Linked DNA regions of Mus musculus: region 2 is linked to region 1. The links are chromatin loops, found by intact Hi-C in ENCODE. Cell type or tissue: heart. All regions are shown on one strand. Links, peaks and the distances in the headings refer to the core of each region. The heading gives the core; the rest is flanking DNA. Region 1 has its middle 38 kb from the start of Gm38965. Region 2 holds the start of Lypd4 (Ly6/Plaur domain containing 4).

Region 1 (16,523 bases), core at 8,667-11,166:
GTCCCAGGTGTAGACCTGGCACCAGTGTAGGACTAAAAGTTTCTTTTTTTGTTAAAATTTATTAGTAGTCAGATGGGTGACTCTCTGAACAATTCCAGACCCTTAACAGTTTGTCTGCCATACTGAGCCTTGTTAAACTCAGGTCAGTTTTCCCAGGTTCCATCTCTCCAGGAAAATCTCTCAGACCTTCTCGGTCTGGCAGAAAAAGGCTGAGTCTGCTGTGTGTAGTAGCTGAATATTTAATGCTATCCTGTATGGCAGCCAAGACCAACCACTGTCCCCAGTGAAGCTACCGTGACCATGTGAGCCATTTTAATTGATACATAGGCCGTTTGGAATATACTTCCTGCTATAATTTACACTTCTCATATACCTGATGGCATTGAGGACTAGGAAAACAGTAGCTTTGCTAACAGCATCAAGCAACCAGCGCCATCCTCAAGCCTGAAGCTGCCTTCTCTACTCACTGTTTCTAGAGCTGAGATCTCCTGCTGAGAAAGCCAGACAGTTTACCTCGCCAGCTGGCTTTGAGCTGATGAAGTCAAATTCTTCAAACTAGTTTCAGTGTAACCTTGTACTGCTCCTCAATTTAAAGAAACTCCCCTTGCCATGGCTGCTCATAGCAATCAACCACTTGTGTCTCATGGTACTGGGATGAAAGGGGGTGGGGTTAAAATTTTTGTAAGTTCTAAGTGTCTAAGCAAGTGTTCTAAGGCGTATAAATGCTAGCTGCAAAAGTTTGAGGATGTGAAATCTTAAGTTGTGATGTGTAAATGCAAGTTATAAGAGAGTGGATTAAGGCGTACGACTTTGACTGCTCCCAGTTTTAATACTCATCAATGGAGTTCTGATAAACTACTAGTCTAGCCCAGTAAAGTACTCACTATACCATTGTAAGGGTCCACAATTCACCAAAGAATGATAGCCCAGACTCAAATAGTATATAAACGCAAAAAGTGTTTTATTCTGCAGAAGTCCAGCATGCTGGATTCTACCATCTATCTACAAAGATGGAGAGACACCCCCACCACCACCAAAGTGAGCTGACAGGCCCTATTTATATCACATTAGGGGAATTCTGGGGAGGGATAGGTGACCTCTACTTTAATCTTGGCTCTATCTCTAGGGACTTTTCCAGAACCAATGCTAGCCTGCACCTCCCTAGCCCCAGATGGTCCTACAGAAGCCGAGCAGCTAGTGAAACAGATCTCTCCCAGCCCCCAGGCCTCTCTCCCCATTCTTTGGTCATCATACCAGCCTTCCTGCTCCCCCCACCCACCCCTCACCAATGCAGTAGGTTCAGCAGGAAGTAGTTATAGAACAGGCCTTGCCTCCTCTTTATCATCAACAAAAGCCTGGATGTTAGATCTCAAACTCAGAACAATGACTTCCTGGGGTGCCTTTTTAACACATCAAAGCAGACACTGGTGCCAGTCTAGCTCAGCCAATATCTGTTACAGTCTTGGCTCCCTCAGTGCTTCAGACCCTACACCCTACCCTCAACCTCTCCCAGCTTCTTTTCCCTCTACAACCCAGCCATTTGGCTATGTGGCCTCTTAGTCTCCTGGGTCGCTCCTGGCCTCTGGCCTCTTGGTTCCTCTCTTTCCCTCTCTCGCTCTCCCCCTCAGTCTGCTGGCCCAGCTCGGTTCTGTATGGACACTTCCAGACACCTCTGGCTGCGTTTTCCCTCATATCTACAGTAAACTTCCTGACCCATACTCAGGAGCAGTCCTGTCTTCATTTTTTTCATTCATGCATTACTGCCTGTTATGAAATATAATGCGGGGAGGGGGCCATGGCAGGCCCATGCCTAGGTGTCCCCTGAGAATCACCCCATACAACAGATCTAGTATAAGGGCGGTTATTTGAGGGAACAGAGGACATGTAGACAGTGTGTGATCGCCATGATGGCTGAGAAAGAGGGGAAGACAGAGGACAAAGAATCCTCAAGCCTTTTCTTGGGGAAATGGCTGACAGGCATCGAATTGCACAATATCTAGGATGCAGTACTTCAAGTTACTCAGAGTCTGCACACAGCAGAGAGACAGCACACCCCCTCAGATCCCCGCTGCTCCAGAACAGCATGGAAGGGTTCTACATGCTATGAACCATAAATAAAAGTCTTAGGGGTTAGTTTCATTGTTATGTTTCTTGAGGCAGGGTCTCTCACTATGTAGCCTCGATTAGCCTGGAATTCACTACATAGACCAGGCTGGCCTCAAACTCACAGAGAGCTGCTTGCCTTGGCCTCCCATGTTCTGGAATGCACCACCATGCTCACTAAGGCCAATTACGTCTCTGTGAATGGTTCTCTGTGATCTCTGGGTGTTGAGTTGTTAATTCTATGAAACATGTAAGGACTGTCGTACCTGGATGGCACCCACCTCCCTTGTGTTGTGTCCCCACATTGGGGTTTGAGTTTTATCAAAGTAGTGTGGGGAGTGGATTGTAAGGATACTGGATAATGGTGGAAGGAACCCGAACAAGCTGAGTTTATCAATATGGGCCAGTGAGTGGAGATTCAAGCTTTAATATGGTTAAAGTTTTAAAAAACCAAAATACCAATTTTTAAAAGTGTCCAAATTTTGACTAGCTAGCTGAAGCACTTGTCTGAAAAAGAGCTGGAGATGCCTGGTATCCCTTGATTTGATGTTGAGGGGATTTTAAGGCTGGGGGGAATTGCAGTGCTAAAGTGGGTCCACTTTATAAGCCTCCACAGTGGAAATGCCGGAAGTCACTAGTTCTGTGAGATCTAAGATGGCGAGCAGCACCAGCTCAGATGAAGAGCTCTGCTGCTCTTTCCCCTCTGCAGACCTCGGGGTGAGAGGTTGCCGCCCAATCGGACGCATTGCACGAGATGAGAGTGACTGGACCCCAATGGTACGTCTTCCCATCTCCTGGTGTCTTTGTCCATTACTTCCTTCAGTGTTTTAAAGTTGTGTGCTTGTGTGTGTGTGTGTGTGTCTGTGTGTGTCTGTGTGCATGGTTTATATATATATGCATATATATAATGTGTATATATGTGTGTGTGTGCATGGTTTATATATATGCATATATATAATGTATATATATGTGTGTGTGCATGGTTTATATATATGCATATATATAATGTATATATATGTGTGTGTGCATGATTTATATATATGCATATATATAATGTATATATATGTGTGTGTGTGCATGGTTTATATATATGCATATATATAATGTATATATATGTGTGTGTGCATGGTTTATATATATGCATATATATAATGTATGTAGATAAACACACACAGATACACAGACACACATGTTTTGCTACTATTTTGCTTAACCGGTTTGTCAGCTGTCAGGTTTCTGTAGTCTTTAAGGGATATAACATCTGCAAATGAGAATGCTTTGACTTCCTCCTTTCCTATTTGTATCCCTTTTATGACCTTCTGTTGTCTTATTGCTCGGGCCGGGACTTCAAGCACTAGATTGAACAGAAGCGGAGAATGTGGATATCCTTGTCTTGTCCTGATTTTAGTGAATGCTTCTTCCACATAGCATGCTGCTGGCCTCAGGCATGCTGTATATGGCCTATTATGTTGAGGTATATTCCTGTCTCCACGGGAATCAAATGGACAACGCCACTGGGATCAAATGAATCTGTTCTTTCCAGGCCATCCCAAGCAACAGAAGCAAAAATCCAGTCTGTTTTTTAAACTGGACTCTGAAAAATCTATCATTCAAAACAAGCCAGATACAAAGAAACACTACTTAAATGCCATTTAAATGCAATCCATGAGTAGACAGGCGTAATTAGCGATGCTGGGAATTCAAATTTAGGGGTAGAATTAGCTGCTAGAGTACTCGAGCTTGGTAGCAAGGGAAATATTTTACAACCTATTCAGGGAGATTAGCATACAATGCACTCATTTCCCCAAATGCACTTGCAACCAGGCGTGGTGATGTGATATCTGTCATTTCTGCTGCCCAAGAGCTGAGGGGAGAGGCCATGCTGAACAACAAAGCCAGACTCCCCAGTCAGTCCGAAAATACTTAAATGATGAGGACTGTGAATATTAAATGATAAGGACTGTGAATATTAAATGATGAGGACTGTGAATATAATCCAGTAGTACAGAGCTTCTCCAGCATCTGTAAGGCGCTGGGATCTAGATGTACAGACACGCACGCACACGCACATGCATGCATGTGCACACGTATGTGCCCATAACTGATTAATCAATCAATCAACTGAATCGTAAATAGGTCATTTTTAAGTGAAAATGTGGAATATATTCACAGTGGGGTATCATTCAGCCAAAAAGATGGAAATTGAGTCATCAGAGAAGTGGATGAAACTAGAGCACATCATGTTAAGCAAAATAAGCCGCACTTAGACAAGTCTCGAAAGTTCTCTCTTATGTACAGAGCATAGCATAGAGGGTGGGAAGGAAATGAGAGTGAGGGGCACTCACAGAGACATAGAGGGCTAAGGCGGGTAAACCGAGGAAGGATGGGGGTACTACAGGAGGGGAGTTCATCAAAGTACTCTCTATGCATGGAGAGGGAGAGAGAGAGAGGGAGGGAGATCTTGACGACGTGGGGGAGGGAGGATTGTAGGAGACAGGAGGGGTTGAGGAGACTGTGAGAACATAGCCCACAGTATCAGCTAACCAGGGCTCACAGAGACTGAACTGACAATCAGGGAGCCTGCATGGGTCTGAGCTAGGTCCTCTGCATATATCTTATGGTTGTGTAGCTTGGTGTTCCTGTGGGACTCCTCACAGTGGAAGTGGAGGGGTCTCTGACTCATTTGCCTACTCTGGGGCCCTTTTCCTCCTACTGGGTTGCCTTGCTCAGCCCTGATATTAGAGTCTGTGGCCAGTGTTACTGTAGCTTGTTACGCTGTGTTTGGTTGATATCCCTGGGAAGCCTGCTCTTTTCTGAAGGGAAATGGAGGAGGAACGTGTCTGAGGGAGAGGAGAGGTAAGGAGGGGACTGGGAGGAGAGGAGAAAGGGGAAACTATGGTCAGGATGTCCTGTATGAGAGAAGAATAAATTTTTTAAAACAGACAAAGTTCAGGCTAAAGAGATAGCTCAGTGGTTAAGAGCACTGACTGCCCTTCCAAAGGTCCTGAGTTCAATTCCCAGCAACCACATAGGGCTCACAACATCCATCATGGGATCTAATGACCTCTTCCGGTGTGTCTGAAGACAGTGACAGTGACTCACATAAACAAAGTAAATAAATCTTTAAAAAAGAAAAGAAAAGACAAAGTTCAGATGCAGTTTGCAACTTAAACATATCTAAAAACACCTGAATTAAATAAGTCAGAAACAAAATGGAATTCATTGTATAACTACAAATAAATAAAATATCAAGAATATACAAAGTCATAAAAGGAATGCAAATTCCAGGTTTGCAGGGGCTGAAGCAGGGAAGCCATAAGATGTCATTGTGTGATGGCAACAGAAGGCCTGCTGGGATGACAGATTCTAGAAAGAGCTGTGACAGAGCACAACACCCTAATGTAATGAATACCACTGACGTGTATATTTGAGTTAGTTTAAATACGTTTCATGTTACATATGTTATATAACTTCTTTTATAGGCTTCAGGAAAGGCATATAAACACAGCCACCTGCCCAGATCATCTTCAGGTTCCTCACAAAAATCTCATCAGCTGACTAAGTGCACAAACCCAAGCTCTGTACAACTCTCTCTCTTCATATATATATATATATATGTATATATATATATATGTATGTATACATATACATATACACATATATATATATATTTAATTTTAAAAACTTTTATACAATATATCTCCTCTCCCCCAATTTCTCCCAGATCCTTCCCATGCCCATAGTGACCCAGCTTTCTGTTCTCCCCTCTCGCTGTTGAGGTTGTTCTTGCTGTCTATTATAATGCTAAGTGCAGGTCTCCAAGTCTGCAGGTAGACCCAAGTGACTATGTGAAGTTATTCCTGATTGATATATAAAGACACCAACAATGAATAGCTGGGTAGTAGAGACGTAGGTGGGGTTTAGGTTTCCTGGACTTGGGGTCACAGGAAAATCAGGAGGAAGAACAAGGTGCAGGAGGAAGAAGGAGAAGCTACCATGGGTTAGTGAGCCATAAAAACATGGCCCTTCAAGGCTGGCCAACTGGAGTTAAGAGCGGCCCACATGAAACATAGTAAGCAGTAAGTAATGATTCGGGGTTATCTATAGGAAAGTAGACTCTAATAGATCAGAGGGTAGTTATCTGCCCACCTCTAGTCCTGATTAAGGCTTATTGTAAATATGAAGGTTGTGTGTGTGTCTTTTATCTGGGAACTAAATAGTCCAAAGCAGGGTAGAAACCCTGAGTCAGGATTACAATTTTCTACAATATCGTTCACAAACAAAACAAAACTGAAACAAAAAGATAATTTAAAATCCACAAAAACAAACATTAAAACAAAACAAACAAACAAAAAACCCAAGCAAAGCCAGGTGGTGGTGACGCGTGTCTTTAATCTCACACTTAGGAAGCAGAAGCAGACAGATCTCTGTGAGTTCGAGGACAGCCTGGTCTACAGAGAGTGTTCCAGGACAACCAGGGCTACACAGAGAAACCCTGTCTTGGGGCAGGGGTAGCTCAGAGCAAAGCAAAACCATGCAGCTGAGTTCATTTTGTGTTAGCCAATTATCCTGAGCATAGGGCCTGCCCTGCAGTGTGGTTGGTACACCCTGTGATATTTCATGGGAGAGAACTGATTTTCCCTGCCATCAGATACCAATTACAAATAGCTTCTTGGTTAGGGCTGAAACACCGTGTACACTTCCTCTTCTTAGATCTGTGACTCTGGCCAACTTGGACCTGTGCATGCCAACAGCCACTGGAAGGTCGTACGTGCATTGAATCTCGAAGGCACTGCTTTCTCTGAGTAATCCATCCTCCCTGGCTCTAGCAACCTTTTGGCCTCCTCTTCCTCACAGATCCTGGACCCTGGGGGGAGGAGATTGATGAAAACATCCCATTTAGGGCTCAGTACTCCAAAGTCTCTCACTCTCTGCACATTTTCCAGTTGTTGGTCTCTGTGTTAGCTCCCATCTACTGCAAAAAGCTCCTCTGATGTGGTTGAGTGAGGCACTGATCTATAAGCATAGGAGTATGTCATTAGGAGTCACTTCATTGCTATATTCCTTTGGCAGAATAATAGTATTGGGTTTTCCCCTAGGCCCACCTAACTAGCCTCATGTTCTTGGACAGTTTAACAAGGCCAGGTATAGGTTCCATTTATTTAATGGAGTGGACTGAAGTAGAAACTTCTGGTTTCTTTGAAAAGTCAGTTTTGTCAAAGAATGTTTTGCTGGGGGCACATAGGTGAAAGGATTGTTTTTTTTGTTTTTGTTTTTGTTTTTTGTTTTGTTTTTTTGTTTTTTGTTTTTTTTTGCTAAAGCAGACACATGGGAGAGAGAATGTTTTCCTGAAGCAGACACAGGTGAAAGAACAAACGTGAAAAGATGCATGATGTACAGAAGGAATATAATTATGATCCCACAGACAGTGGCAGCTAGAGCATTGGTTTGGTTTGCTCTGCCTCGCTATTCTTCGCTAATGACATGCATGTATTGATTCACCTTACATTGCGTTGCTGAGCTCCACTTGTGCTGGTGCCATAGAGAGAAACTCACCAAAGAACGTCTCCTGGGGTTCCTGTGGCTTCTTACTGCTTTCCCAGCCTCAGGCTGGTTGGCAAGCCTTGTGGTTTCTGGATTGAACTACGGGTGCTAGTTCATGTGGGGTGACTGCCAAGACGACTGGACTGCTGCTGCTGATTCGTGTTTGGTGTTTGCTACTGGACTGAGCTGCTGGTATCTTGACAATGAAGGTTGGACTCACTCCCAAAGAACTATTTCTAAACAGGTCCACTTCCCCCATGTCTTAATAACTTTTCTTTCCCATTACCTCTGGTGGGTGGTGGGCTAGAGATGAGGTTGAACACTTGTTAAAGTAGGTTGAGATACATTTATGCCTACAGAGGGTTTAACCTAATGCTGCTTGCATTATTCTAATTTGAGTCCCCAAAATTACATGAGAATCTGCACATAAGACACTGAGGGAATCCTGTCCCCAGGATTGGTTTGGATTGGAAAATAAAGTTGCCAGTGGCCAATGTCTGTTCAGAGAGACAGAGGCAAGAGTTTTAGGATTCCCTGGGCAAGGGACAGAGAGAAAGAAGAAGGAAGAAGGAGATCTTCCATGCCAGGAAAAGGAGAGGAAAGATGCCATGCCTGAGAAGGTGCAGGACAGAGAATATAGCCGCCATGCCATGTAGGAGTAGGGTAGAATGGCCCCAAGAGAGCTGTCTTGACTGGGTCCAGGGCAGCAAAGATAGAATATAGATTGTAGTAAATAGTGATTTGGGAATTTTGGAGAAAGGTATATTAGCCATGTAGAGGTTAGGCAGTGACCCAACCATTAAGCTGTTTTAGACATATCAAAAAATAAAGTCTGTGTGTGTAAAAGTGTGTGTGTGTGTGTGTGTGTGTGTGTGTGTGTGTGTGTGTGTGTGTGTGTTTCATTTGAAAACCCAAAACATTGAGGCAGGTAGCAAAGAGCTCCACCACCACCACCAGGATCAATTTGAGTACTTAATTGGCCACTATTACAGCTGTGAGCCATAAATGCAATAAATAGGTTGGTCTCTCCCATAACATCTGAGCCACAGTTGTGCCAGTGTATCTTGGTGCTGTAGGTCCCAGGGCTTGTAGCTGGGTGACACTGGTGGTTACCTTCCTCTGGTAGCATGCAAAGTACCTTCCAGTACTGTGAACACTGGTCAGGAGTGGGTGAAACGTCCAGTTAGGCACCAAGTGTCAGGAATAAGGCAAGGATGTCCACTCTCTCCGTGCCTGTTCAATACAGTGCTTGAATTCTTAGCTAGATCAATAAGACAACTGAAGGAGGTCAGAGGGATACACACAGGAAAGGAGGTGTCTATATTTGTAGGAAATATGGTTTTATACATAAAGACTCTACATCCCTCCATCTCAACCCTAAAAAGACACACACCTAGATTTTTCTTCGAACCCTCCGAGGTGCAAACTTCCCCTGATAGCTTTCATCCTCCTAGTTCTCCAGCTCTGGACCAGTAATCTCAAGACAGCTTTCACCGTCTCTTACACTTACCTTGCACAGGTTGGAGCCCAGGAGTGAAGGGACACCACTGTGAGCAGGGTCGAGATGATCAACCTTGCAGCCTGGAGACCAGAGCCCATCTGTCCCTGGGTGCCTGGTCAGCATTTCTGCTGCAGCCCTTGGCGCCAGAAGCAAGATTTTACAACCATGGGCTTTTCCACCCACTCCCCTGGTCCCAAAGTAATAACTCTGAGACTTGATTATTTATAAATAAATGCCTAGGCGTAAGCTTGGGCTTGTTCCCCAGCTAGCTTGGGACTTCATTAACCTGTTTGTTCTGTTCTATGAGCCACGTGGCTGGTTACCTCTCCTCAGCTTCATGCATCTGTCTCCTCAGAGTTGGGGCGAATCTCTTCCTCGGCTGACTCTATCCCAGAGTTCCTCTCTCCCTGCCAGAACTTCCACCTCCAATTTCCTGCCTTAGCTAACAGGCCATCAGATTTTTATTGGCAGGTGATGCTTCCATACAGGACACAAGAGAGTCTCTCTACAGGTCTTCTCATGTCATGGGCGGGGGGTTGGGGGGTGATATCAAGACACAAAGTAACAGTCAGGGAATGGAATCCCAGAGACAGGAGCTTGGCTTTGGATCAATCATGGATACACAGCCTACTGCCCATACCTTGACCTAACAAAGCATGGTGAGTTCCTCCCATGCCCAGTAGGGGGAACCCGTGCACTCTGTAACCTTCGAGCATCACCCATAGGGAGAGATTACAGGAAAGTCACCTGAGCAAGGACAGAGAGGAGACACTCTGCTAATACACAGAGACTGTCTCTATGGACCTTTTTGTTTTGTTTTGTTTTCTCCATTTATTTTTTTATTAGATATTTTCTTTATTTACATTTCAAATGTTATCCTCTTTCCTAGTTTCTTCTCTGAAAATCCCCTATCCCCTCCCACCTCCCCCTGCTCCCCAACCCAACCACTCCCATTCCTGGTCCTGGCATTCCCCTATACTGGGGCATAGAGCCCTCACAGGACCAAGGACCTCTCCTCCCATTGATGACAGACTAGGCCATCCTCTGCTACATATACAGCTAAAGCCACAAGTTCCACCATGTGTTTTCTTTGTTTGGTGGTATAGTTCCAAGGAGCTCTGGGGGTACTGGTTAGTTCATATTGATGTTCCTTCTATGGGGCTTCAGACCCCTTCAGCTCCCTGGGTCCTTTCTCTAGCTCCTTCATTGGGGACCTTGAGCTCCGTCCAATGAATGACTGTGAGCATCCACTTCTGTATTTGCCAGGCACTGGCAGAGTCTCTCAGGATACAGCTACAGCAGGCTCTTGTTGGCATCTGCCTAGTGTCTGGGTTTGGTGGCTGTTTATGGAATGGTTCCCCCCGAAGGTTGTTCCTTCCTCTCTGGACCTTCTACCAAGGACAGTACAGCCCAGAATATCCAGCTCACCTCCTCTTGCATTTTTCAGGACCTGAAGCCCTTTCTCTTTCTAAATTTGTGTCCATAGGCCAACCTGATGCCAGATAAAGAGCTGGTCTCCTCAACCAGACACGACTCAGCTAGCCCATCAGTCTGCCCTAGAGCCATCCCTATCACCTTCCTACTGAGAGTAAGTCACACTGTCCCAGAGCCTAGACGTCACTGAGAAGGGCAGGTGAACAGCTAGTTGTGTTTCTGTGTCACAAAAGGAAACACACCCTTAGTCTGGGGCTCCAAGGCCTCCCTCTGTGATGAAAACAGCCCTCAGGCCGAGGACACAACAGAGGTCAGCACTGGGGTAGACGGGTTGACTAGGGCCCACTTCAGTCTGTGGGGGGGATGGGGAACTGAAGACAAGCACAGGGAAGGGGGAGCAGAGAACCCCGGAAGGGTAGGGAACAGGGAGTCCTAACAACAGGCTCTGTTCCTAGTCCATGTGACCCTGAAAGGTCCAGGCCCAGGATGAACTCAGCTCAGAGAGACAACGGACAACAGAACTGACCTGGCTGGGCCATCAATCAGGGTTTGGGAGCAGTGCTGGAGCCCAAGCTCTTTTCCACAGAGAGAGGACAGAGCCGACAACAGATCATGGAGCCCCCCTCAGCCCTTCCCCCAATGTGTGTCCCCTGGCAGGGGCTTCTGTTTACAGGTGAGGGGAACAACCTTGGAAGTGAGCAGGAAGACTTCGAATAGATCGGGTGTGCCACAGCCAGGAGGTGTATCTGGCACAGCTCCAGGGGTAGACCACACTGAGGTGGCGAGGGAATGAAGAAAAGACAGGTGGACACACGGACACACAGGAAAGCTGGGATCTGTGGACTGGGATCTCTGGTGGAGAAACGGCAGAGTCCAGGAGCACAGTGTGTTTATTTTATAGAGTTGAACAGGGAAGAGGGGTCATTGCGTACAGCTGAGTGAGGAGGTGGGGTTTGAGGAAAACAATTGGACTGTCCTAGGAGCAGTCTCTGTAAGGGAGAAGTCTTCAGGGCACAAATGACTCCATGGGTCAGGGAGACAGCTATGGTGGACATTTTCTGTATTCAGTGTCCCTACTCCCACCTAGTGCCCTGTGAGGAAGGACTTGCCGTCCTGAGCCTGAAGTTATGGGGACCTTGAAGTGGCCACGCATATCAACAACACACATTCACTTCAGTCCCTGGGGCTTCCTCCGTTCCCTACATGGCTGGAGTCTCCTGGAGAATATAAGATTCTAGGAAGGGACAAAAGGCTTCTCTTGGCCCATGAGGGGAAGGGACAAATACAGGGACAAGAGTGAAACCACTAGCCAAGTGGGACTGAGCAGCTATTCAACTTTTGGACTTCACATTCACAGATGCCCATTGCTGGGTTAATTGGACTACAGGCTGTAAGTCATCACAATAAACTCCCTTAATAAGGTGCAGACATTCCATAAATTCTGTGACTCTAGAGAATCCTGACCAATACAATCCTCAGGACTGATTCTCACAAGGTGTCAAGGTTGTAGAACATGAAAGTCCTTGTGCACACAGATAAGCACTGGAGAAGGCAACAAAGTTAAACACCCAGGCTTGTCTCTTCAGAGATAGATGAAGACCTGTCTTCCTCGGGGAACGAAGGGAAAGGATGTACTTTACAGCCTGCTGGTCCTTTGCTATCCTTGCAAGGGCCGGTCTTCACCAGAACCCCCCCCCCCAGAATGTTGCATTTGTGTATCCCAGACTTTCCGCCCTAAATCTTGAGCATTGCTTCTTAGTTCATAAAATCCACCCTTATGAGGGCTGTCACTTGCACTTCAGAACAGCCTGCGTGACCTCTGGGTTATCCTAGGGACAGGTCACTCCTGTGTTTACCTCAGACATTCTCTGGAGACCCTTATCTTGAGCATTGCTTCTAAGTCAACAAGAACCCATCTTTATGAAAGAAGCCATCTGCACTATGTAAAGAGTCTCAACGGAAACACATCTTAAGCTTCGTTGTACACTTGGAAACGGGTTAGTTGTCACCAGGAATACTTTTTTTCCCAAAATTGTGCTGTGCTTAAATATGGCTAAAATTAGCCAGTGTTAGACTCCAGAAGTTGGACCCAGCACTGGTTAACTAAGTTGTGCTGAACTGAGTTTCATTATTACTGCACCTAAGTCATTTCCCTGCCGGCCTGATGTTTGCAGGGACTTAAAAAAACATAAACAAAAACAAAAAACAAACAAACAAACAAACAAAAAACCCTGGTCCAGTAAATACTCTGCCCACAGTTACAAAGCTGAACCCTCACCATACAGGATCATGGCAACATCCCTCATTCCTACACAGGTATCTGAGCCTATTATCAACACTGGGATAACAGCTGGATCAAACAAATCCCTGTTCTCACAGAGACATGATATTAGGCAGAAAGACAGACCACCAAAGGCATCTAGATAGTGTGTTTGACAAAAGCCATGAACAGAACAGCACAGGGAAGATCAGAAAGAGGAGACCCAAAGTTGCATCCCACAAGGCTGGGTCTTGAAAACCTGACTGGCATGACCAGGGCCTGAAGAAAGGACAGACACATAGACACGTGTACAGAGAAACTGGGATCAGGTGGGCCATGAGCTCTGATGGAGATGTACCAACAGGAGCTGGGAAACTTGGCATACTTACTTTGTACATCTGAGTTGAAGAGACAGGTTTATTGTATACAGCAGAACAGGGAGGGAGACGGGTTGGTTAATCTCGGTGGAAGGAAGAGTCTCAGGTTCACACACACTCACACTCACACAATCACATCCAGCAAGAGGAAGCCGTGGTTGACAGTTTCTACATGCACTGGCTTTAGCTAAAGGCCAGTCACTCGTAACATCCATATATAGACCAGAAAAGAATCTTGCCATACTGAGCCTGACCCCAGGAAGGCATTGTCATTCCCATGGGTCTGGGGCTTTAGGGTCCTTGACATGGCCATCTGTGCTTGTGCCAACAATACACATTTACACACAGACCTCATCCACTGCCCACAATCCAGGGTCACTAGAAAGGGTGGCTAAGGAATACATTCCCCAGGATGCCCTGAATGGGAGTGTGCATCTGAGGACAGGGAACAGTGGGTTCCGAGGACACCTGGGAAGGCAGTGCTACTGGACAAACCACTTGAGAAGGACAGGAAGTTCAGGAAGCTGATGGGAAAGAGGTCAGGCTGCTGTCCTCAACAGTGGCAGGGGCAGAGGGAAACACATACATACTCATACACACTCACACACATACACTCACACTTGCAAACACATATACACACACTCACATATTCACACACACACATATACTCACACACACTGACTCACACATACACTCATACATGGGCATACACACACATACACACTCACACACTTACACACTTACACACTTACACACACATATACAAACACATACACTCACACACACATACACACTCACATATTCACACACACATACACACTCATATTCACACACTGGCACACACATACACTCACATACATATGCACACACTCACTCACACACACACACTCATACACATGCCTGTTGAACAGAGATACCTATCCATGACATAGGACCCCGTCTTCCTATACATAAAGGATCCACGTATTAATGTTTTTCTCCTCCCCCTCAGCCTCACTGCTAACCATCTGGAACATCCCCACCTCTGCGAAGCCCACTATTGAGTCGGTGCCACCTGCTGTTCTCGAAGGGAAGAACGTCCTTCTACTTGCTCACAACCTGCCTGACAACCTATTAGCCTATCACTGGTTCAAAGGAAAACGGCCGATAGACAACGATCTAATTATAATGTATGAACTAAAATCTCAAGAAACAAAACAAGGAACACTATATAGCGGGAGAGAGACACTGTACCCTAATGGATCCTTGATGTTACAGAATGTCACCTTGAAGCAATCTGGAATCTACAGCCTAAATATCCATTCTGCAGATGACCAAAAATCATTGTTTGTAGAAGTCTTTGTGTACCGTAAGTGATTCTCCCTGGTCTCTAATAGCTAAATGGGGCTCATTGCATTACACACACACACACACACACACACACACACACACACACGCACACACACGCACACACACGCACACACACTCACACTCACATATGCACTTACATAGGCATGCATTCAACACAAGTTACTCACACGCATATTACATTCTCATACACACTCATGCACACACACTCACACACATACTCATACTCACACACTCACATACACATTTACACACACTAACACACTCACACACACTCTCTTACTCACACACATTCACAGACACACACACTGACAATACACTCATATTCACACACATATTTTTGTTCACACATACACACTCACATATGCATCTACACATACACTCATGCACTCACACACACAGTCTCACACATACACACTCACACACAGTCTCTCTCACACATACACACACAATCTATCTCTCTCTCTCTCTCTCTCTCTTACATACACACACACACAGGCTGTCTGGACAGTGCCTACATGCTCTCTGCATCATGACCCTTACCAGGCTTCAGGCACTTAGTGTAGGACACACAGGATGGAAACGCACTTCACAAGAGCAACTCCTTCCCTGCATTCATGCTGCAGAAGGCAGGCTGGTTTGAAGGGGAAGCTCTGCCCTACACATGGTCTCTGGCCCAGGGCCTGGAGGATTCGGTTAAGAACTGGGTAACCACCCAGGTGGTTGTGAACACTGTGAGGCTAGTCTATAGACAAGGCAGAAATCCCCATAGCCGTTACCCTGCTGAAAGGAAGCCAAAGCAGGAGGAAATGCAGTTGCTGAGTCTGGGCCACAGGGGCCTGAGTGCTGGTCAGAGGATGGGATGTCTGTCTACAGCCACGGTCCTCTTCTCTATGACTGGATTGCTTATGAGGTGCCTGTGGAGCGTTCCTAATAGACAGGAAGGTTGGGAGAGAGACTGGTTTGAGCCTTAGAACACTTTCGTAATCCTCCAAATTCTGCAAGAGAATCGCATAAATCAAGCCGATGTCTAAGCCTATCCTCTAGGCACGTGTTGACTTACTGGACTTAAAATGGCACATCTCTTTGATTGATGAGGTGGAGGGTGGGGTGGGGGTCACTGCCTTTAGGGGATAAAGAAAACAACAGTGCTCCCTTCCCTCCTCACTAGACACTGGCCCAGGACAGACTCCCAAAGAGTAGACAACTCCTAATAGTTTTGTGACAAAGAATGGAGGGAGCCTAGGCGAGATGGCGTTAGCCTTCAATCCCAGCACTTGGAAGGCCAGGGAAAGAAAACTGCCTAGCAGTAGTACTAGACATACTGAGCTACAAATGAGTGAATGAACCTGCAAGCTAGTTAGATGCTGCAACACGTATAGCGTCTAGATCTCTGGACAAACCCATTCTTGGTCCACACCAGAGGCCAATCCTGCCCCATTCCTGTGAACACATATGTACTCTTAAGGCTAACCCAGAAGCCATTTCACAGGTTGACTCTCAGTTGAGAGTATCTGGCTTACTTCTGAGGCGGCTGTGCAGATTATGGTCTATGGGGGCCTCGCAGTCACTCTAAGACCCCTGGATCTCTCTGTCCATTGCCCATCTCTTTCCTCTCTTATCACACGTGCAACTGTGCGTTCCCTGCACAGCTTGCTTCTCTCCTCCCTTCCCATATTAATGGCTGACTGTCCCATTCCCTTCCTGTCTACACCTGTAGCCAGACCATGCCTGCAGAACAGAAGTAGAGAACACAGAAGGCAGAAAAGGTCCCGCCATTAGACAAAAAGGTCTCGCTGCCTGTGTCTGACCCAGGTCTCTTTTGTGACTGGTGTGTGACATAAGCCACAGACAAGACAGAGAAATTACTCCTGTCTGTACTGATTCGCGGTATACTGATTCCCAGGGAGACAGGCTGCAGGCCACAGAGTTCCTGGCTCCTTCTCAATATGTCACT
Region 2 (16,523 bases), core at 8,682-11,181, 50 kb after region 1:
TCTCCTGGGATCTCTTCCCATCATAAAAACTGATAGAGAGAAGAGGTCTCCATGCCTCTCTTGGATATAGAGTCCTTCCTTAGCACACCCACCCCATGTCTGCCTTGAAAGCTGGGACTTTCCTGACTGTATGGGTGACCTTCACCTTTCCCAGGGCCAGCATCCATCATGACCACAGACCAATGTCCCCTTTGTCCACTCCTAGTGAGTTCCACTTGACCCCACACCTGTCCCACACTGTCTACTATAGCAGCCTAGCCCCCTGGGAATACAGTATCTCCCTGGAGCTTCAAAGGGGTGTCTCATAAACAGCACATGGGACCCCAAGTGCCAGATCAGCCCAGACCTACCAGATGCAAGCCATGGTCACCTCTTCAACCTCACCTGCTCATTTGAGCCTGAAAATTGCTGGATGGTTTCTAGAAGACGGTCTATCTCTCCTGATGCTCTTGTTCCTGAAGGATAAGTTAGTCCTCTTCATGGCCTCCCTTAAATCTTGTCTCTGCCTCCAGGACTTGGGCTCTCAGACAGCCCTGCCTCCCTGGTAAGCCTTTCTCCTTCTCTTCACAAAGGCTTGAATCAGGGCAGTATCTCTCCCATTACAATAGACCCACCTCCCCAAAATGCCAAGAGATGTTTATCCTAGCCCTTCTAGAATTAGGCTGCTCTTTAATGGGCAGTGCACCACCCTCACCCTGTCCTGAGGTTCCCCATCCATCTGAGAGGACTGAGATGGCTACCAGAATCTAACAGTTAAGAATGGTGGAGGATCAGCCAGGGGTCTGTAGCAGTGAATTAGTTCAGCCATTTTGGCTCCCGACAGGTCAGATGCACACACTGCACCCAACCAAGACCTGTCTGGATTTGCAAATGAATCACACACACACACACACACACACACACACACACACACACACACACACACACAAGTGCGCACGTGCGCCAGCTAATTTTGATATGCCTTGACTAGCTCGATGATTGGGCACTTCTAAACCTCCCCAAAGCTAGTTAACACTCTCCTCCAGTATTCCTGAAATAACATCTTTTAAAATCTATATTTCATCTCTGTTACCCCAGACCCAGTCCACTTTCCCAGATTCTTAAATGCTGGGGGGCCTGTACGTTTCATCTTTCTGCTTCCCCATCATGGTGATTCTCTATCGATCCCCTCTCCCTTGCCTTTGAAATCTAAAAGTCCTGCCCGGTCTCCCTGCCCAGCCAGGGAGCTGGGCACATCCAGGGCATCGCCCTGATGTGTGTGACAGCTGGTGCTCCGGAAGCTGCTCTTTCAAGGGAAATGGGGAAAGTAGGCACAGGGAAGAAGGACAGTCTGGCCTGTCAGAGACCAGAATCTTCCAAGTTCAAGCTACTGCCTGTTCAGGTGATGTCTCAATCTTGCTGACCCTAGGTCCCTGACACTGGCTCCAGAGCAGATGTTCCTATATACAAGATGAATGAAGGAGAGGCAGGCCAGCTTGGTCTACAGAGTTAGTTCCAGGACAGCCAGGGCTGTACAGAAAAACCCTGTCTCAACAACAACAACAACAACAACAGAACAGCACTCTTTTGACTGGTGGTGGCATAATCAGAGGTGGAGGGGCTGGGTACAAGGCCCCTGAACACAAAGAGGACATGGCAAATGGCAATGAGCAGCCTGAGCCCAGAAGGTGCTAGGTGCTTCTCTGAGAAGGACACGGGACCCAAAAGCCTCTTTACTTTTCTACAGAAATCACTCAGACCTGATGCAGACATTTACGGCTGGATAAACCGCACAACAGATGTGGCCTCTTTGTGGCCTCTAGAAACAGCTGCCTATGAGACAAAGGAGAGTACACTTAGCATCCAGACAGTGGCAACAGGACAGAGATGAAGCCTGCGTGTGCTCAGTGTCTCTGCTCCCGAGACTCAGTGTTATCTCAGCCCCACAGCCATGGGAACCTTTCATCAATATGGTCCCCAGCACTTAACCATGCAACCACACCTATCATCCAGCCTGGAGCCTCCCCTCAGCCCAGCAGCCTGCTCTCTGAATCCCAGCTGAACCCCTTAGGAAATTGAACCAGACTTATGATTAGGTAAATAAATGCAGTGAATTGTTATTTGCTATTAAAAGAAAACAAAAGGCATGGCAGCACATGCCTGTGGTCTCAGTCCTCAGGAGGCTGTGACAAGAGAACTTCTGTGAGTTTGAGGCCAGCCCGAGATTCATAGCAAGTATTAGACCAGCCAGAGGTATATAGCAAGACCTTGTCTCATTGAAAAAAGAAAGAAACAAAGAAAAAAAGCAAACATGAGGAGATGGCCCAGTGGGTACCAGCACTTGACTAGCAAGCACGAGGACCTAAGCTCAAAACCCCAGCACCCACGTTAAACCCAAGCAGGGTCCTGTGCACCTGTGATGCCAGCATTGGAGAAGGAGATGGAGGGTCCCAAGACTTGGGACCAGCCAGCCTAGCCACACCTAGTGTCTTAGTTAGGCGTTTACTGCTGTGAACAGACACCGTGACCAAGGCAAGGCAACTCTTGTAAAGAGCATCGTTTAATTGGGGCTGAATCTTCAGAGCTTCAGTCCATTATCATCAAGGTGCGAGCATGGCAGGGGTCAGGCAGACATGGGGCTGGAGGAACTGAGAGTTCCATGCCTTGTTCCAAAGGCAGCTAGGAGAGGACTGGCTTCATAGCAGTCAGGACTAGGGTCTTAAAGCCCATGCCCACAGTGGTACACCTACTCCAACAAGACCACACCTAATAGTGCTACTCCCTGGGCCAAGCATACACAAACCATCACATCTAGGTTTAGAGATACCCTGTCTCAAGGGACTAAAGCAGAGAATTAAAGGACATCCCACATCATCCTTTGGTGTTTGCATGTATATAGATACACAGACCCACACAAATCCAAGTATACAACACACATGCACACAAACACGCCACACAGACTCTCAACAAAAGAAATAACCTATTGGTGCATGCTACAACATCATACATTATCCTATACAAAAGAACCCATTCACACAACAAAACCTAATGCTATGATTTAATTATATATGTTCAGTATCTCCACTATAGGGGGATATGCAGACAGGCAAATGGGATAATGGTGTCCCAGGGCTGTGGAGATTTGGGAACCTTGGAGAGTAACTACTAATAAATGCAGAGTTTCTTTTAGGGTTGATTAAAAGTGTTTTAACTGTGCACTCCTGTAGATATATTAATCACCAGTCAGACGTTTGAAATAGATTACTTCTATGAAGTATAACCAAGTAATATCGTTAAGTTTAAAAAGCATAAGAAAATGCTAATGGGCTCAAAGCCAGGGCAGGTAGAGGGACTGGTTGATTGGACCCGCTGACCATTGCCACCAAGTGTGCCAAGTGTCAAAAGTGTGGCACACCACCAAGAAGGGCAAGAACGGGCACAAGTTCTGTCTCTATTGTAAACACTCCCTGGAGACCACACTGAGGAAAATGAGGAGCCCTCTGCCACATGCCCTGCTATGCCATTCTGTTTGACATGACTATCAGAGGTGCCAGTATCCATCTCTATGAGATGCCTCTGACCTAGGGCTTTCAGATCATCCCAGTGCTCCAAAGGAAGGATGAGGAGGCCAGCAGTACACACACACACACACACACACACACACACACACACACACACACAGAGTCCCAACAAAACCTCCAGTCTCTCTGTGTTCACCAGAGAGCCCAACATGTGTCCTCGATGCACCCAAATGGTGTGCGCTTCACCATTTTTCTGAGGTGACCTGGACAAGGACCAGCCCCAGCCCCACCTGGGCCATGAGTGCTGCTCCAAGACTCTGACCCCAGTGGGAGCCAGCCCCACTGCCAGAGCCCAGTTATAGAATACTCTTTGGACTGGAGGGAGTGGGCAGTCATGTCTATGACAAGGACCCTGAAGGCACAAGGTTACCTACTTGGCTGTAAGGACTTCTACCCAATCCTGCCTCAGTGTGTTGCTACAAGCCCCGGACCTGAATGGTATAGGAAGCCTCCTGGGTGGTCTCCGGAGGAGCCCAGAATTCCAGCCTTGTTGTGCAATGTGTCACCTAAGCATGTCTTATGTTACCTACTGCTCCTCCCCATTTGTCTCTGTGTGTCTCCATGGTCCCATGTGCCCTGTGTCCCTGTGAACAATATTCTCTGTATCCCATGTCTTCATGTCCCTGATGGCTCTCTGAAGTGGCTGCCTTGCTCCATTCTTCTTATCTATGCCTGCCTGCCTGCCAGCATTATTTATTTACACTGTTTGCCAGTAATGGTCTTAAGCTCACAATGTTCGCAGGGTGATGGCACCCCTGCCACGAGCCCTCTATTGCCTCCCGCACTGCTTTATCCCTTGTGTGGCTCACAGCTGCCAAGGCTTTTGCTATCAATAAATGGTTTGGCCTAAGGTTTAAAAAACATAAAGAAGGAAAAAAGGAAGGAAGGGAAGGAGGAAGGGAGGAGAGGAAAAGAAGGAGGAAGGGGGAGGGAAGAAGGGGAAGAGAGGGAGAGAGAGAAAGAGAGGGAAAGAGAGAGACAGAGACAGAGAGAGACAGAGAGAGACAGAGACAGAAAAAAAATGTTCACAAATAGAACTGCCTTGAGAATTTTCCCCTATGTACACTCCTTTTTATATTTTACCATCAAGGGCATGATTAGGTCTCTTGCTGCAGCAACGAGAGTGGGAGCACCTGGAGCGCGAGCTCGGAAGGAGAATCCACGAGTTGTAAGAAAATGGCAGACAAGCCGGACATGGGGGAAATCGCCAGCTTTGATAAGGCCAAGCTGAAGAAAACCGAGACGCAGGAGAAGAACACTCTGCCGACCAAAGAGACCATTGAACAGGAAAAGAGGAGTGAAATCTCCTAAAAGCCTAGGAAGATTTCCCCACCCCACCCCACCCCGCCCCATCATCTCCAAGACCCCCTCATGATGTGGAGGAAGAGCCACCTGCAAGATGGACGCGAGCCACAAGCTGCACTGTGAAACCCGGGCACTCCGAGCCGATGCCACCGGCCCGCGGGTCTCTGAAGGGGACCCCTCCACTAATCGGACTGCCAAATTTCACCGGTTTGCCCTGGGATATTATAGAAAATTATTTGTATGATTGATGAAAATAAAAACACCTTGTGGCAAAAAAAAAAAAAAAAAAAAGGGCATGATTAAACTCCTGGGCATTTCATCATGTCAACTTCCATTCTTCCTTCTGAGTCCCTGTTTTCTTCCATCACCATTTGGAGAGTTCCTTTAACCACCCTCAAGGACAGCAAGTTCTTAGTTTTCCTTTGTAGGTCACACTCATCATCTTTGCCCCCAGAGCATCTGCAGAAGTCAGGTAAGGGAGGAGAAATGGCTTTGCTCAAGGTTTTGGAGGGAATGCTCCATGGTCTCTTGGCCCCGTGTGCTCATGATCATCGCGGTGGCAGGGCCATGAAGTAGCAGAACCTCTCTCAGCTCATGGAAGTCAGGAAACAGAAAGGAAGAAGAAACCATGGACAAAACACCCTCAAAGACCAGTGCTAATCCACACCTTCCAGCAAGGCCTCACTTCCTGAAGTCACCACAACCTGCCAAAATAATGTCACCAAGTAGGGGCCAAGTATTCAATGAGTGAACGTGTCAGGGACAGATCCTATCTAAACTATACCACCCTTCCTCAGAAAAGGAAGTGTGTGTGTGTGTGTGTGTGTGTGTGTGTGTGTGTGTGTGTGTGTGTGTGAGGTGTGTGTGTGTGTGTGTGTGTGTGAGGTGTGTGTGTGTGTGTGTGTGTGTGTGTGAGGTGTGTGTGTGTGTGTGTGAGGTGTGTGTGTGTGTGAGGTGTGTGTGTGTGTGTGTGTGTGTGTGTGAGGTGTGTGTGTGTGTGTGTGTGTGTGTGTGTGAGGTGTGTGTGTGAGGTGTGTGTGTGTGTGTGAGGTGTGTGTGTGTGTGTGTGTGTGTGTGTGAGGTGTGTGTGTGTGTGTGTGTGTGTGTGTGTGTGTGAGGTGTGTGTGTGAGGTGTGTGTGTGTGTGTGTGTGTGTGTGTGAGGTGTGTGTGTGAGGTGTGTGTGTGTGTGTGTGTGTGTGTGAGGTGTGTGTGTGTGTGTGTGTGTGTGTGTGTGTGTGTGTGTGTGAGGTGTGTGTGTGTGTGTGTGTGTGTGTGTGAGGTGTGTGTGTGTGTGTGTGTGTGTGTGAGGTGTGTGTGTGTGTGTGTGTGTGTGTGAGGTGTGTGTGTGTGTGAGGTGTGTGTGTGTGTGTGTGTGTGAGGTGTGTGTGTGTGTGTGTGTGTGTGTGTGAGGTGTGTGTGTGTGTGTGTGTGTGTGTGTGTGTGTGAGGTGTGTGTGTGTGTGTGTGTGTGTGTGTGTGTGAGGTGTGTGTGTGTGTGTGTGTGTGTGTGAGGTGTGTGTGTGTGTGTGTGAGGTGTGTGTGTGTGTGTGTGTGTGTGTGTGCATGTATGTGTTTCTGCCTTATTTTTTTAGTTCTGTGCATCAAATAACACAAACATACATAAAGTGTTGTGAGATTCCACTGGAAAGAAACATGTCCATCTAACTGCAGGAACTGAGAGGGGCCTAGGAAATTACACAGTGAGAGACCGATTGACTTGTCTGAGTCAGAACTGCCTTAAATCCCCAGCTCAAGGGGAAAGAAAGAGAGGGAAGGAGAAAAAGGAAAGCTGTGTGGGGTGGAGCTAGAGCCAGAGGAAGGAAGAAGACTCAGAGAGCTGAAGAAGAAAAGGAAGAGAGAGGAAAGATGGTAGCTAGCTGGTCAAAGTGGTGATTTTCCAAAGAAGGGGGCGGGGCCTAGATGAGAAGGACTGATCAGCAAGCAGCCTCCCTGCCTTCCCTCCCTTCCAAAGCATCTCTCTAGACCCGAGTTCCACAAGACCGAGCTCTGAGGACAGTGTGCCTTTCTCCTTCCACGCTGCCAGCCCTTACACTGCTTTCTTCCCCCCGACTCTTGTCCCCTCAGTACTGGCTTCTGAGCAGAAAACAGCAGCGACCTAGGAACCCAGCTTTCTTGGATTCTTTTGCTCCTCTGCTCCACTCCCTGTACATTCAGGGCCCCTCTGCACTCTCACAGACCACAGGACAGAGCAGGAGGAGAAATCCGAGGCTTTATTTGATTATGCAAGGGGAGGGTCTGATATTTTTCCAGTCCTGCTGGGTGGTCAATCTCTGAGGAGTATAAGAAGGCATAAGAGAACACTCCAAGAGATACCTTGACTGCAGTGCCCTGCACTGACAGCCTCGGACTTATCTAGGACATTGATGACCTCAGTCACTCGGATGCTCCCAATGTGCTGAAAATCTGCTAAAAGCTTGTGTGAGTCACGAGCACAGCCCATGATGAGGAAGGTGGTATTGAGATTCCCTACAAGGAAGGAAAAGAAGGATCAGGGATGGATAGCTTCAAGAATCAAGAGTCCTGCTCTCTTCCCAGAGGCCAGCCCTTCACCAACCAGGACACCTGCTCTCCCACCAGAGATTTGGATTCCAGGAACCATACCTGGTCTGACTTGGAACTTATGTGTCTAGCCTCCTGTACTCCAATCTTACCTCCTGATCTCACCAGTCTCCAGGGTGGAACAAAGGCCCTGGAGACTGTGCACTGCCCACAGACAGTCACTTGACAAACGTTCATCTGCTCTCACCTGCTTGAAATTTTAAGGTGGAACTGTAACATGAGGAAGCAGCAAAGGGGCAATTCTCTGTGGTGACAAAGCTTGGAAGACATTCCTGGTCGTGCTTGCCCACGCAGCTTGGACAGCTTTTGGCAGAAGGTAGTGTGGACATGGGTTGACTGGCCTTGAGTCTCACAAAAGGCTCCAGGTTGGTTAGGTTGTTGCAGAGATAGGACCTGCAGACGCGGCTGTAGGAGGCAATGGACACTCCGGGCGGAGACACGAGGTAGGAGATTTGTGGAGGGTAAGAAAAGGCGGAGCTGCAGCCTTTGAAACTCAGGACTCCCTTACTGGTCCCTGAGGAGCAGAAGAGCGAGAGGTTACTGCCGCTGACCCAGCCCCACTCAGGCTGCTCCCCTTCCTAGCCCCTATTTTCCCTGAACTCCCCAGGTCCCAAGGCCAGCTTCCATCTTCCCGTATCTGCAGACTGTGCTGTATGGGGTTGTGAAGCCAGGCCATTCTGCCTTCTGGTCTTTGCTGCTCTTGCTCCTGTGTCTGCTTTGTCCTTCCCTCTTCCACAGGTTGTCCCTGCCCCCCAGGGACCTGTCCACTTCCATCCTACATGACAATTATCTGAGACCTACCCCGTTCTTGCCAGTAATCCCTAGTCCTCACTCTCCCCCACTTACTGTCCTCCTAAGCAGTCACTCTTAAGTAACTGATGTCCCCTTTGACTTGGTGTGCCATTGAGACACATAAAGTGTTTCACAGTCACACATTTTTATTGTGTGCGTGTGGTAATGTTACTATCTAAAATGATCAGCACTATGCTTTTATGATCAATTTGTACACGTTTGTGTGTATAATCTCTCTGTGTGTAGTCCCAGTGTGTATATATAATCCCAGTGTGTGTGTAGATAATCCCAGTGTGTATGTGTGTGTGTGTGTACAATCCCAGTGTGTGTGTAGATAATCCCAGTGTGTATGTGTGTGTGTGTACAATCCCAGTGTGTGTGTAGATAATTCCAATATATGCATGTTTATAGTCCCAATGTGAGTATGTGTGTGTGTATAATCCCAGTGTGTGTATAATCCCAATGTGTGTGTGTGTGTGTGTGTGTGTGTGTGTGTGTGTGTGTGTGTGTGTGTATAAACCCAACATCTGTGTGTATAATCCCAATATAGGGGGCTGGAGAGATGGCTCAGTGGTTAAGAGCACCGACTGCTCTTCCAAAGGTCCTGAGTTCAAATCCCAGCAACCACATGGTGGCACACAACCACCCCTAATGAGATCTGACGCCCTCTTCTGGGGTGTCTGAAGACATCTACAGTGTACTTACATATAATAAATAAATAAATCTTTTTAAAAAATTAAAAAAAATAATTCCAATATATGTGTGTTATAATCCCACTGTATATTTGTGTGTGTGTGTGTGTGTGTGTGTGTGTGTGTGTGTGTGTGTGTGTGTGTGTGTAATCCTAGTCCTAGGTGTTGGGACTAAGAAGGCAGGCAGGAGAGCAGGAGAATGAACAGAAGGATCACCCGTCTCGATGAACACTACGGTCTCCTCGCAGCCCTCTCTCTGATTGCACACCATGCTCCTCAACAGAAGCCACTTCCAGTTATGCAAGGACACGGCTCTGAAGGCTGATGCTGTCGCCTCATAGCACAGAAGAGCTTCAGTACCTAAAGACACAATATTCTTCCAGTCATCTGTCTCCCACACCACCTTCTCTTTTTGTGTGTTGGTTCTTTAGGGTTTGACAGGGTGGGGGGGAGGTTGTTTTCTATTTTTATTTTTGTTTTTGTTTTTGTTTTTTCAAGACAGGGTTTCTCTGTGCTCCCCTGGATGTCCTGGAACTTATTCTATAGACCAGGCTGGCCTCGAACTCAGAGAACCACCTGCCTCTGCCTCCCAAGTGCTGGGACCAATGACCCATCATGGCTTTCCACGTCACCATCTTAACCTCAGCACACAGAAAGCCTGAGCCCTGAGGGGAGCAGATATTCAGCCTGCTTTCCACCAGAACATAGCACAGCCTCCCATGTGTGGCCTTATAGCACCCAGCCCTGCAGGACATACAAGGCAGTAAAGAGATGGCTTCTAAGAGGTACAGCAGCTGCAGAGATCTCCAGGCCTGCAGTATCATGGTTCCGTGTCAGGGTCCTGGATGTGACACGTCACTCTGGAGCCAGTTTCAGATGGAATCTCAAGTTTGGCTCTTGTCAATCCCTGAATCCTCTGTCCACTTCCCTGTGGGTCACTGTTTCTAAGGAAGAAAATTGACTGTGTCAGCTGCTGTAGTATGGGCTCCCTTGAGACCTTCAATGACACAGGTTTCCCATCTCTGTGGTCTCCCCTTCCTCTTCATACCCAGCATCATCTGCTTTCCAAAGGACACCTCTCATCACTCTCCTGCCTAGGTCCTCCCCCTGGCCATGGTGCTGATCCAAAGACCCACCATTACACAGGCTGTTCTCCAGCCAAACCCAATGAAATCAGAACAGCAAATTGAGAATTAGCACTTTAATGTGAACCAAGCATGGTAGATCACACTTGCACACCTGCAGCCCCAGCACACAGGAGGCTGACCTACATTTAAGGCCAGCCAGACCAAACGAACAAATTCACTGCATCAGGCCCTGTCTCAAATATAAAAAGCCCGGGAGAGAGTAGATACAGACATATTTTTAAATCCCCTCTTTTGAGTAAGGAAATTAAAGTATTTGGAACTGAAGAAAATAACAACCATAATACACATCACTCGCGGACAAAGATGCAGATAAAATCTGCAGGAAACTAAATATGGTCTAGTTACAGTATTACGCCATCGATTTCATGATAATATAACATGATGGTATATGCCTATAACCCCAACACTTGTAAGGGGGAGACTGGAGAACCAGAAGCTAAAGATCACCTTGAACTCCATAACACGTTCAAGGCTAGCCCAGCCTTCCCTGTGTCAAACATAAACAAAACAACAAAAACTACACAAAACATACAATCGTATTCAAAGCAAATTGCATAAGAAAATATGTATTACTTTAAACTGACAAAACGAAGGCTCTTCTATACATCACCAAGAAAAAGAGAGGGAAGTTCGGCTAAGCCCATGAAGAAACAAACTATCCTCTCAAAGAGTCAAGACTGGGCTTTTGAGGAGGTGCTCAAGTCTAACCATAGCCTGGGAAATGCAATTATCTTGCGAACTGTATCATTATACAACTCACAGGCTGACAGCAATCAGTGAGCTGGAAAGGGGCGACTGTTGGCAGACTTGAGGTAATAAAGACACTTCTGTACACTGTTGTTTGTGGAGTGATTGAGGGAAGAGTGGATGGGACCCCTGGGAAAAGAGGAATTGGGAGTTCCCAGCAGTGCCTGAAGCCTAGTGCAGGGAGAAGTTTTACAATAGTCAAATTCGGTTTATAAATACCCACTAGATAACTATAATAAAAATCTTCACCCTCCAATACATGAGGAGACATCGTTGTGTGATGTGACAGGTAAGAGGTTCACCCCTCTTAAAACTAAGGGAGTGCACAACCTGCAGGGAGGCACACACCACAGAACAGCACACCACAGAAGCAATTGATGTACACATGCAGCCGCCGGGCAGTGGTGGCAAAGGCCTTTAGTTCCAGCACTCCGGAGTCAGGGGCAGGTGAAACTTTTAGTTTGAGGCCAGCCTGATTAGTGGCCCAGCGATTAAGAGCACTGATTGCTCTTCCAGAAGTCCCAGGTTCAATTCCCAGCACCTACACAAAGAGCTCACAACTTTCTTTAACTCCAGTTCCAGGGATCCAACAGCTCACACCAAAGCACATGAAATAGTAACAATTTTTAAAAAGTATAGATGTACACATGCACGTGGGTTAACCACGAAAAGCACAGTGCTGTCATTAAATAAGACATGACCACATCCACAAAATTCTCGTGTATTCAAGACGCTATACATCTCTAGAGGTCACACACAAAATCAGAAGACACACAACTAACCACCTTAGGACGACTGCCTACGGGAATGGAGATGCACAGGATGGCGAAATAATTGAAACCGCGTGGGAGGGGCTACAACGTTGCCAGGCTCAGCGCTCTCCAAGCTAAACCAAACTTGTAATCTCCAAGTCCGAGTTCAATTAGCTGGGAAATCTCGGGCACTTTGTCAATCTCTTCTTCATTCACAAAAAAAAACAAAAAACGTAGGGCTATTCATCCCTCCGGGTCATTGTGAATAATAATAAGATTATTCAGACGAGTACCAGAAGGCCAACCGCTTAAGCGTTCACTTCTTTTGAGCTCCCTCCTCCCGATGTAAACTCAGCCTCTGTTCAACCCACCATTAAGCAATCCCAACACCCCAGGCTGGGCAGAAAGCACCTTTCCAGCTCCAGGACACATCCTCTGTATAGCAGTAGTCCAGCTGGAAGTCACTTCTGCCACCTTCTTTAGCCAGGAATGCCACAGACACCCGGGTGCTGTAACCCAGATGTGCGTGGCAAAAGGCAGGCTAAAAAGCCTGCCCTAAACACCAGGCATGGAGGGGGAGCCGAAGGAGGCCTAAGCGCGGAGCCCAGGTTATGCGCAGGCGCAAGCGCAGTGGGTCTGAGTCAACGCCTCAGGACCACGGTTCCTGCGGTGGGGGGGCAGGGTGGGGCAGGGCCAGCCTCGCTCTGGCTGAGGTCATTCGACGCCCCATTGGCTGCCTGCTTGCAAAGTGAAGAACAGTCTGGTGAGGTAAAGGAGGAAGGCAACGTGTGTGAGACTCAACTCGACGCGCTATTGGCTGGCGTGATTGTTGCCGCGGAGAAGCGGGTAGGCAAGAAAGGGGCGGGCCATCGGGGGACGATTGCAAACCCTATTGGCTGCGCGGCGCCGCCGAAGCGCTGTGCTTGGAGCTCATTGGTCCTTGTGTGAAGGAGCGAGCGGGAAAAGCCGCTCGAGCCGGCCGTTCCTCTTCGCCACTGTGTCGCCCTTTTCTCTGGGCCTTCTCCTGGCTGACTGTGATTCGGCTCGAGGCTGTGGTAACCACCCGCTGGCGGCATGAACATCATACCGCCCCTCCTTGCCCCGCCTCTCCTGAGCTGGGTCCCCACCATGGCCTCCCCTTGTTGCCCCCTCGCGCTGCTCAGCTCTACCCCCCACCCCCACCTCCTGAGCGCGGTCCTCGTGCCCAGCCCCCTCCCTGGGACCCTGGGGCGGGAGGGGCCGCAGGCCCAGCGTTTGGGGGTGATGGATGACTGCTGGAAGGGGGGCACCCAAGTAATGCTTGCTTGGGAAGGGGCAGTGCATGCTATTAACACGGGGTATAGGGGCGTAAGCGCCTCAGGCTGCAGTGGCTACATGGATTGTCAAGACGCCCATGCAGCTGGGTACAAGAAAGTGGCGTCCTGAGAACACCTTTGGCCTACATCAGGACTCCGCACTTAGCAGGGACTCAGTAGCCATTTGGGAAGGGGGATCTTTGTTTGTTTGTTTGTTTGTTTGTTTGTTTTGTATCTATGACAGGGTCTCATGTAGCCCAAAAACTACTGATCCTCCTGCCTCTACCCCACAAACCTGTACTCTTAAGAGTCTGCCACCACACTCAGTCAGGTTTTGTTGTTGTTGATTTGGGAGGGGGGATCGAGACAGGGTTTCTCTGTGTAGCCCTGGCCGTCCTGGAACTCACTCTGTAGACCAGGCTGGCCTCGAACTCAGAAATCCGCCTGCCTCTGCCTCCCAAGTGCTGGGATTAAAGGCGTGCGCCACCACTGCCCGGCTTTCTTTTCTTTTCTTTTCTTTTCTTTTCTTTTCTTTTCTTTTCTTTTCTTTTCTTTTCTTTCTTTCTTTTTTTTTTTTTTTGTAAAGATAGTCAATTGCCCAAACTGGCCTAGAACTCACAACAATATCCCTGCCTTACACTCCTGTCGGGATTACAGATCTCAGCTAGCATGCGTGGTTTAGTAAATATTTGTTAAACTAATGGAGTCTGAATAAAATATCTAGCAAGCAGGTGGTATAGGCCAATAATGTAATCTCAGTTTTCCAGGAGGCTGAGGGAGGAGGATAGCAAGTTCAAGGCCATCCGGGACCACTTAGCAAGACCTTGTCTCAAAAAAAAAAAAAAGTGGGGAGGCTAGGGAGACTAGGGAGGTAGCTCAGTGAGGAGCATTTGGCTAGCATGTGTTTATAAGGCTTTAGGTTCAATGTCCATTTTTTAAAAGGCAAATCCCCTCGTGAAAATGGGATAGAAAATCACTCTTTCTTTTTAAATATTTATTATAGTATAAATAACAGACACACCAGAAGAGGGCATCGGACTCTATTACAGATGGTTGTGAGCCACCATGTGGCTGCTGGGAATTGAACTCAGGACCTCTGGAAGAACAGCCAGTGCTCTTAACCACAGAGCCATCTCTCCAGCCCTATAGAAAATCTCTTGGGGATAATATTGTTACTATAGAGTACAAAAACAAAAGCCGGACTTTGGTGACAGACACCTTTAACCCAGAAGCAGAGCAGATGAATGTCTACCAGTTTGAGTCCAACCAGGTCTTCATAGAACATTCCAGGCCAGCCAGGGATACATACACACATAATAGTGAGATCTTGTCTCCAAAAGTAATTAATTTTTTAAAAAAATCAAGGGGGCTCAGTGGATAAAGCAGCACCTTGACCACATCTGTGAGTACCTGAGCTCAGACCCCCACATTAAAAGGTGGGTGCAGTGACGTCTGTCTGTGATCCCACTAGGGGTGAGGAGCTGAAACAGGTGGATCTCTGAAGCTCATCGGCCAGCCAGTCTAGCTAAACTGGAGAGCAGTGGAGGAGACACATCTAACGTCGGCCACTAGGCTCCTCCAGTAATGCTTACACGCTGTTAAAGCACACACCCCCCCCCAGAGTCACAGTGAGAGCAGAGAAAGAGTGGATTGAATCGGATAGCTCACGTGGGACTTAGAACTGAGGGGCCACATAACAATGTTTGTAAGGACCGGATAGTGCAAGGAGATGATGACAGCTGCTGAAGAGGATGCCTGAAAGCCCTGTTTGTAGACCAGAGTGTGAGCGTGCTTGAGGGCTCTGGGAGGGTGAGCGTATATATACCCGAGCATGGCAAAGCGTGCAGGTGAGCAAAAGTGAAGGATCTTAGTGTCGAATGAATACTTAAGAAAGAAAAGAGGGTCGATGAGAAAGGTTGTGGAGTGAAGAGAAGAGAAGCCAAGATGAAAGCTGGGTCCTGAGTGGGCCCAGATGGATGGCCACAGATGTGGCTTCACAAAAGCAGAAGGGCTGGGTAGGACAGAGCCAATGTAACTGTCCCGACCCACCACTCCTGCCCCTTAGATCCATGGACCCCAGTGAAACGGCTGCTCTCCACCACTGTTCTGCTGACTCTTCCCCAGCCGACGAGGCCAGAGTGCCCCAGAGTACAGAGCTTATTCCCAGGAGACCAGTCAGTCGCTCTCCAACCTGTGCCCGCTGTCGCAACCATGGGGTCACAGCCCATCTCAAGGGACACAAGCGCCTCTGCCTCTTTCAGGCTTGCGAGTGTCACAAATGTGTCCTCATCCTGTGAGTTTACGGTTCAGGGGGAGGGGGACTCTCCTCCAAAAGGCTGACTTGGACTAGCAACACCCCTCTCTTAGGGAACGTCGGAGGGTCATGGCTGCCCAAGTGGCCTTGCGCAGGCAGCAGGAGGCACAGCTGAAAAGGCACCTGGCTCAGGGACTGATGAAAGGGGCAACCCCTCTGAAAGCTCCCCTCCGTGTCAAGAAGGGAGCCATTCGGCCAGGGATCCCTTGTGAGTGTCTCTGGTTAGGAGTGGGACAGGGATCTGGATGCAGGAGGATAAGGGCAAGCAAGCATCACTGTCCTGAAACGAAATTAGTACCAACTTGGGCCCAGTGTTTCTGTTCTCTTTCTCTGAGCCTCACATTCTCCAACTATAAATGTGTTCAAGAGCTGGGCAGGGGTGATGAAAGCCTTTACTCTTACCACTCAGGAGGCAGAGGCAGGCAGATCTCTGAGTTTAAGGCCAGACTGGTCTAAAATCCCAGCTTCAGGACAGCCAGGGCTACACAGAGAAACACTGTCTTGAAAAACAAAACAAAATGTGCTCAAGGGGACTGGAGAGATGGGCCATCAGTCAAGAGTGCTGTCTCACAAGGTAGCTCACAACCACATCACTCTAAGCACTGCAGACATGTGGTGCACAGACATACATATATGGAGGCAAAACACTCATACACATGAATAAGCAAAAGCTCACCTTAAAATGTAGGCAAGGGACACAGTGACAGCTGAAGAGAGAAAATGAGAGGGGAGGGCAACAGTGAGTGGGTCCGGGTAGAGGTACTTGCTGTGCAAACCTAGTGACCTGAGCTTGATCCTCGGAGCCTACAGAAAGAAGGGCAGAACTGACTCCCCACAGTTGCCCTTGGCCTCCATGTGCACACCATGGCGCCCAAACACAGTAATACATGTTTTTAAAGAAAGAGAAGAGTAGGGTGTGGTGGGCATGTCCATAATCCCAGCTCTGCAGACAGAAGGTGAACTGGAAGCCAACCAAGCTAGACCCCTGTCTGGAGGAGGGCTACACAGGAGAAGCAAACATCAGAACAGGCCTGGCTGTGGTAGTATGTGGACGCAGAAGCAGGAGTCCAAAACCAGCCTGGGCCTCATGAACAAAAGAATAAAGAAGCCAGAGTGAGATGAGACCTTAGCTGAAATTGGAGTAGGAAAGGAGTCAGGAAATGGGCTCACTGGATCTCTCCCTGGTTCCTCACAGCTGGAAAAGAGAACATAGCACCCCAGCCTCAGAGTCCCCATGGAGCAGTCCCACTGGTACTGACACCCCCTGGGAAGGTAAGAGACCTGAGTCTGAGAGAGTGGCTCCTAGCCTGGCTCTAGCCCCAACTGTTTCCTCTGTGC

The links. A loop is a pair of places that touch in the nucleus more often than their neighbours do. Peaks named below come from ENCODE experiments on the same cell type or tissue, not always from the same donor. Only the 100,000 strongest peaks of a DNase experiment are listed, where the experiment ranks them.
Region 2: it touches region 1 in a loop (2.1-fold over the local background); 3 of 42 quality-filtered maps call a loop at or near these places.

What each region holds. Positions count from the first base shown.
Region 1 is chr7:24,807,864-24,824,386 of GRCm38, forward strand. It overlaps the pseudogene Gm5893. Among named protein-coding and RNA genes, the nearest start is that of Gm38965, 38 kb to the right of the region's middle. In heart, for the core only: a CTCF peak has its summit at 9,831 (motif pointing right); no DNase peak of the experiment used is centred there.
Region 2 is chr7:24,857,542-24,874,064 of GRCm38, forward strand. Lypd4 (Ly6/Plaur domain containing 4) reads right to left here and starts at 12,150. Exons shown (of 5, transcript NM_182785.3): 1 at 11,988-12,150; 2 at 9,687-9,873; 3 at 9,146-9,289; 4 at 7,633-7,959; 5 at 7,079-7,352. The coding sequence starts at 9,753. The coding sequence ends at 7,150. Dmrtc2 (doublesex and mab-3 related transcription factor like family C2) reads left to right here and starts at 12,516. Exons shown (of 9, transcript NM_027732.2): 1 at 12,516-12,631; 2 at 14,937-15,164; 3 at 15,239-15,393; 4 at 16,381-16,457. The coding sequence starts at 14,941. It also overlaps the pseudogene Gm18207 and the pseudogene Gm9844. In heart, for the core only: no CTCF peak of the experiment used is centred there; no DNase peak of the experiment used is centred there; H3K27me3 peaks cover 380 bases.